Regions from separate parts of the Homo sapiens genome. Here region 1 is linked to region 2. Evidence: chromatin loops called from intact Hi-C (ENCODE). Cell type or tissue: ascending aorta. All regions are shown on one strand.

What was found. Hi-C counts contacts between places; a loop is a spot of excess contacts. Peaks named below come from ENCODE experiments on the same cell type or tissue, not always from the same donor. Only the 100,000 strongest peaks of a DNase experiment are listed, where the experiment ranks them.
Region 1: a loop joins it to region 2, with 7 times the contacts of the local background. A loop is called at or near these places in 2 of 110 quality-filtered maps.

Annotation. Positions count from the first base shown.
Region 1 is chr22:17,945,740-17,948,239 of GRCh38, reverse strand. The region is part of intron 1 of MICAL3 (microtubule associated monooxygenase, calponin and LIM domain containing 3); the gene reads left to right. Among named protein-coding and RNA genes, the nearest start is that of MIR648, 34 kb to the left of the region's middle. In ascending aorta, no CTCF peak of the experiment used is centred here; no DNase peak of the experiment used is centred here; H3K27ac peaks cover 703 bases.
Region 2 is chr22:17,873,687-17,876,186 of GRCh38, reverse strand. All of the region lies in intron 16 of MICAL3 (microtubule associated monooxygenase, calponin and LIM domain containing 3), which reads left to right. Among named protein-coding and RNA genes, the nearest start is that of LINC00528, 98 kb to the right of the region's middle. In ascending aorta, no CTCF peak of the experiment used is centred here; no DNase peak of the experiment used is centred here.

The sequences.
Region 1 (2,500 bases), 72 kb before region 2:
CGGGGGCACTTGCAGATTGCTGTGGAGGGAGTAAGGCCACGCCGGAGCAGGGCAGGCAGTGGGAGTGGGGACTTGCCAGACTGCAGTGTGATTTCTTTTCCAGTGGCAGGGATGGGAGGGAGGTGGATGACACAGGCATCTGGTAGATCAGCTCTGGAGCTTTCAAGCTCTCGTGCCTTGCTTTACAGGAGCAGAGGCTTGAGAACCCAGTACCTTAGAGTTGGTATCCTGGATCTGTACTGGCAGTTTTGTGGGTTTTTTTTTTTTAAACTTTTGCTATTAAACACATAATGTCTGTCTGGTAGGAGACACGGTATGTGTGGATGAATTCATAACTGTATTTGAAGCGGTTTGAAGATGAGCATTGTTAAGTTAGGCCAGATACAGTAGCTCATTACCTTTAATCCCAGCACATTGGGAGGCTGAAGTGGGAGAATCACTTGAGCCCAGGAAGTTTCACCTGGGTGACATAGCAAGATGCCATCTCTACAAAAAATTTAAGAAAATATCAGCCGGGTGTGGTGGTGCACACCATCGCCTGTGGTCCCAGCTACTCGGGAGGCTGACGTGGGAGGATCACTTGAGCTCAGAAGTTGGAGGTTAACAGTGAGCTATGATGGCACCACTGCACTCCAGCCTGGACAACAGAGCAAATAAAAATAAGATAAAAATTTGATCTTGAGGGGATTGAGGCATCTTTTCTTTCATACTTTGATTTTACAATGATAGGTTGATGCAAAACCAGAATGAGCAGAATTCACTGTTCAGTTCATGTTGGTAATTCTATCTCAGTGGTGCGCACAGAACACGGTGAAGGTGAGAGAAAGCTGGACTGCAAATTGGAGTTTGGAGCAAGGCAGACACCGAGGTCTTTTCCTCTTTCCTTAAGGGATTTCCTTGTCCCAGTTACCTCTTCATGAAGGGAAAACATTGTCTCATTGGCAGTTTGGCCATGCTGGGGGGCCCACTGTCCTCTGGGTGTGTAGAGGCTGTCTTGGCGGGCACAGTCTTGCTGGCAGGGCCCAGGCTGCAAGATGAACGCGTGCAGCGGCTGTAGGCTGGCCTGGGAGAACGAAGTGGGGAGAGGGGGCCAATCCAGCCATGTGGCCTTGCAGCCCGGCTCTGATCTTAGATGGACAGCAGATATTTGATGTGCTGCGTTTCTCTTCTGAAGTCTCACTCCTCCTTTCTTTGTGATTTAAACAATTTCTTCCCTCCCACTTTTTGTCCAAATTCCTCAGTCCATACTCTTTGAAATCTGAAGTATGGAGAGGCGATAGCAGGGCCCTCCCCACCCATCTTCCGGCTTGGAAGGGGTATCATGTGGTTCAGCTGGGCCCTTTGCTGGAGAGCAGAGGGAGGGGTGTTCCCCAGGGAAGAGGGCAGGAAAGACCAGAGGTTAAAAATAGGCAGCTTGTAGGAACTTGCCCACCACTCCCTCAGGTCCTCCTGTGATGTGCACACTTGGAGTAGAATGGCTTTGGAGCAGAGAAGGGGAAAATAGATCAGCCCTCACTTAAACATCACATTAGCCATTGGCTTTTCCTCTATCTTCCACATAAGAGGAACTTTCCCCAATCACCTGGTGGTTTTGGATTTGTGTCCCCTGGTACTTTGGGGATGTGTCCACATGTGTGTGCAGTGCCTCTGTCTGCATGTGTGTGGCGCTAAGATGACTCAGTGTCGCATGTGCTGAGACATTCCGGGGCTGCAGGTGGGTGTTCTCACAGAGGCTCGCCTGAGGGATCTTTTGCACATACAAAGATGTGTCCCATTTATAAGTTAGTTCCCTACACTAAATGAAAGAACTCTCCGGGGCCGTGTGTGTGCAGTGAATACACATGTGGGTCGTTGTTTCACACAGGCGGTGTCCTGGTTGCAGGCAGAGTGTGAGAATGCAAGCTGTGCTGGCTGCTCTGATATGGTCCACAAGGTATGAGGCAGCTTTTGTTCTCTTTTTGTTCTTTTCGGAAGTAGGGGTGCCTGCCCACCCCCGAAGCCAGGGAAAGTGCAGTCTTCTCTGGCCTCCTGGTCAGGTAGAGCTGCTCCGGTTAAAACTGTCAAGAGCATCCTGTCTCTGTTCCCTGAGACAGCCACAGGGGACTCCCAGGAATACCCAGCCAAGGACTTGAGATGCTGCCTGCTTTGTCATCTGTACCTGCTTGCCACACTCTCCTCCACTTAATACCCTGTTGTTACTAGCGAGGATTTCCGGTCCTGACTTTCAATCTGGATTTTGAATAACTTGATAAGGTGATTGCTTTCGGATCCCTCTGGGCCTGTGTCTGCCCCTCCCTGTAAGCTGAGAGAGCAGCTGGGCCCTTCAGTTTCTATGGCCCTTCCGCCACCGAGTGAACATGCTCCTGTGGGGCTTGGCCTGTGTGACCCACCTCATCCCTTTTGTCTCAGTCTTCCTGCTAAATACAGCCTCTTCTCTCCCTCATCCCTTCTTTCTCTGCTCTCTGGGCAGAAGAGAAGCTTTGGCTGTAGTCTTTGATGT
Region 2 (2,500 bases):
TTACGTGTGCTATGTGCAGTCTGCAGAGGATTTGGGCTCAAGTCTTTTCTCCTCATCTTTGCTTGGGATTCAGCTGGCTCTTTGGCAAGCAGAGCCTCTCTGAGCACTAAGTGGAAGGAAGAGATGCTGCATTCCTGGCCCTTCTGTAGAAGGAGCGAGCTTCACTCTAGATTTGCTGTCTCCGCTGCCTGCTACTTCTAAGGCCAATGGAGTGATAGGGTGGCGGGAGAATCTTTTTGCCCTGGAGAAATCCCAGCTCAGGCCGGGGGTTGCTTGGCAGAGCACAGAGCATGTGAGTCGACAAGCCATCCCCCTGCCCTTCCTGCAGGCTGCCTTACCCATTCAGAGGGAGGCCGAGGCTGTGCCGGGCGGCCCACAGCTGCGGGACCGCGTTCCAGGGTGTGCTCTGCTGCAAGCATGAGGGAAGGACAGTTAAAAGCAAAACGGAAGCCTTGCATGGGCCGCTTATGCTTCTGGAGCTACTTTTTTTTTTTTTTTTTTTTTACTATACATGGTATTTAGATAAAGGTCTAGAGTAAAAGGCTCTACAACCATCTTATGTTCAGAGGTCAGTGTGTGACTTAATTTAACATTTCCTTTACTTTTGTTTTTCTCCATCTTGTATTTTATAGCCAGAGCCTGAACCTCCTCGTCGATTTTTTGTCGACCAGTGGGAGCTTTCTCTTAGTCTCCGCTCCTCTGCCCGCCCCGCCTCTCCCTCCTCCGACTCCCTCCGACAGGTAGCATGGCCTAGGACTCACTAAAACTCTGCCCTCCGCAGCCTCCACTCACGTCACTTTCGCAAGTGTCATGTACCCCAGGAGGCTGCAGTGTTCCTCACTTGGGCCCGTCTCCTGTAGGGAGCCAGCTGCATGTGTTGCTGTTTGCCTGTGTCGGTCTCGTGTGTGAGGTCTGTGGCACACTCCTCAGCTAAAGTGGCTGCTGGCTTTCATCCAACTGTATCTGACACATCCAGGTCTGTTGATGTGAACCCGCTTTGATCCTATTTCAACTATATCAAATAATGATAAATGTTTTGCAGCCATTGGCTTTTTTAACTTCACATGTCTTCCAAAATAATATGTGTTAAAAAGTAGGAACCACAATGTAATTAAATCACCTCAATGGAGGGGTGATGATGCGGTATTCTGGCTGCCTGTTGTCATCATTTGAGGAATGTACGCGGCTGTCACCTGAAGTAGCGCTGGTCCAGTTGTAGGGAGTTTCTAGAGAGATTGGAAGGTCTCTTTGCCACTCCTACTGGTATTTCCCATGCCTGAGTTGACGCCAGACCTCACGTCCTATGTGCATGGTAGCATATGCACGCGTATGGTGTGCGGCGGGATCTGAAGTAGCACTGGTTCAGTTGTAGGGAGTTTCTAGAGAGATTGGAAGGTCTCTTTGCCGCTCCTACTGGTATTTCCCATGCCTGGGTTGAGGCCTATGTGCATGGTAGCATATGCACACGTATGGTGTGCGGTGGGATCGATCCCGCAATTGCCACATTTCTGCTATTTTTTATGAGTGATGAGAAGGAAACCATCGCTTTTCATGCCAGAAACAAATAGAACTTGAGTCTTCACCTCTCTTGCAGGGATGCTTGTCAGTGTTGCCAACTTGCTGAGAACTGAATGTGGCAGATGCCTTTGCACGGGCAGCCCCAGGTTTAGTTCAACTAAACCCAGATGGTTTAGTTCAGGAGAAAAGGGTCCTGGCTGAGCAGTGAGGGCCCAGGGCTGGCTTGGTGTCCTGGCCTCATACTTGGCATCTGGCCCACACTGCCCCGTGTCTGCTGCAGAATGAGAGAAATGCCATTTTCTGCTCCCTCAGTGTCAGCTGTTAAGTTACCTGCTCAGCTCTGCCTGGTGTCTGTCTGTCCCAAGCCTCAGTTTCTTTAGTGTCCCTAAAGAAGGTTTAGATCTGAGAGCCACGTGTTTGTCTTGACCACTAATAGGTATAATCTGTGAAGTTAATGGGCAAATGGCACCAATCCTTGGGAATCTTATTTTTGAATTAAAAGCTATAATTGCTTCTTCAGTTCAGCTGAGCCTTGAGCTGAGCCACAAGAACGGCTTCGTCGTGTGTGCATCTGTGAGCCCCTCGAGCGCCTGCTTCCCCCTGCCCGGTGCTTCTGTGTTTCTTCCTCACACGAGGCCTTATGTGTCTGTCCATTCAGGCCATGTCCTAAGGGGGCTGTTGGCATCCCCGGGATAATGGCTCATGGTGAGTTGCTGAGTCAGAATTAGGGTCAGGTTCCCCCAGGGGGCAGGGAGCCCCCTTACTCCATGAAGTTCATGAGAGGAGCATCACCCACATGGTGGTGTGGCCATCTCCACATGGAAGGGTGATTTGATCGTGGGAGTCTCTAGAGGACTTCCTCTCGGGACAGGTCAAGGCGGGGCTGCCTGGGCACCCAGCTTAGGTGTGAGCAGGGCGGCTCATGATGGAGACGTGGAAGTTTCTCCTGTGGTTTCAGTGTTGCCAGAAAGAGGCTTGAGTT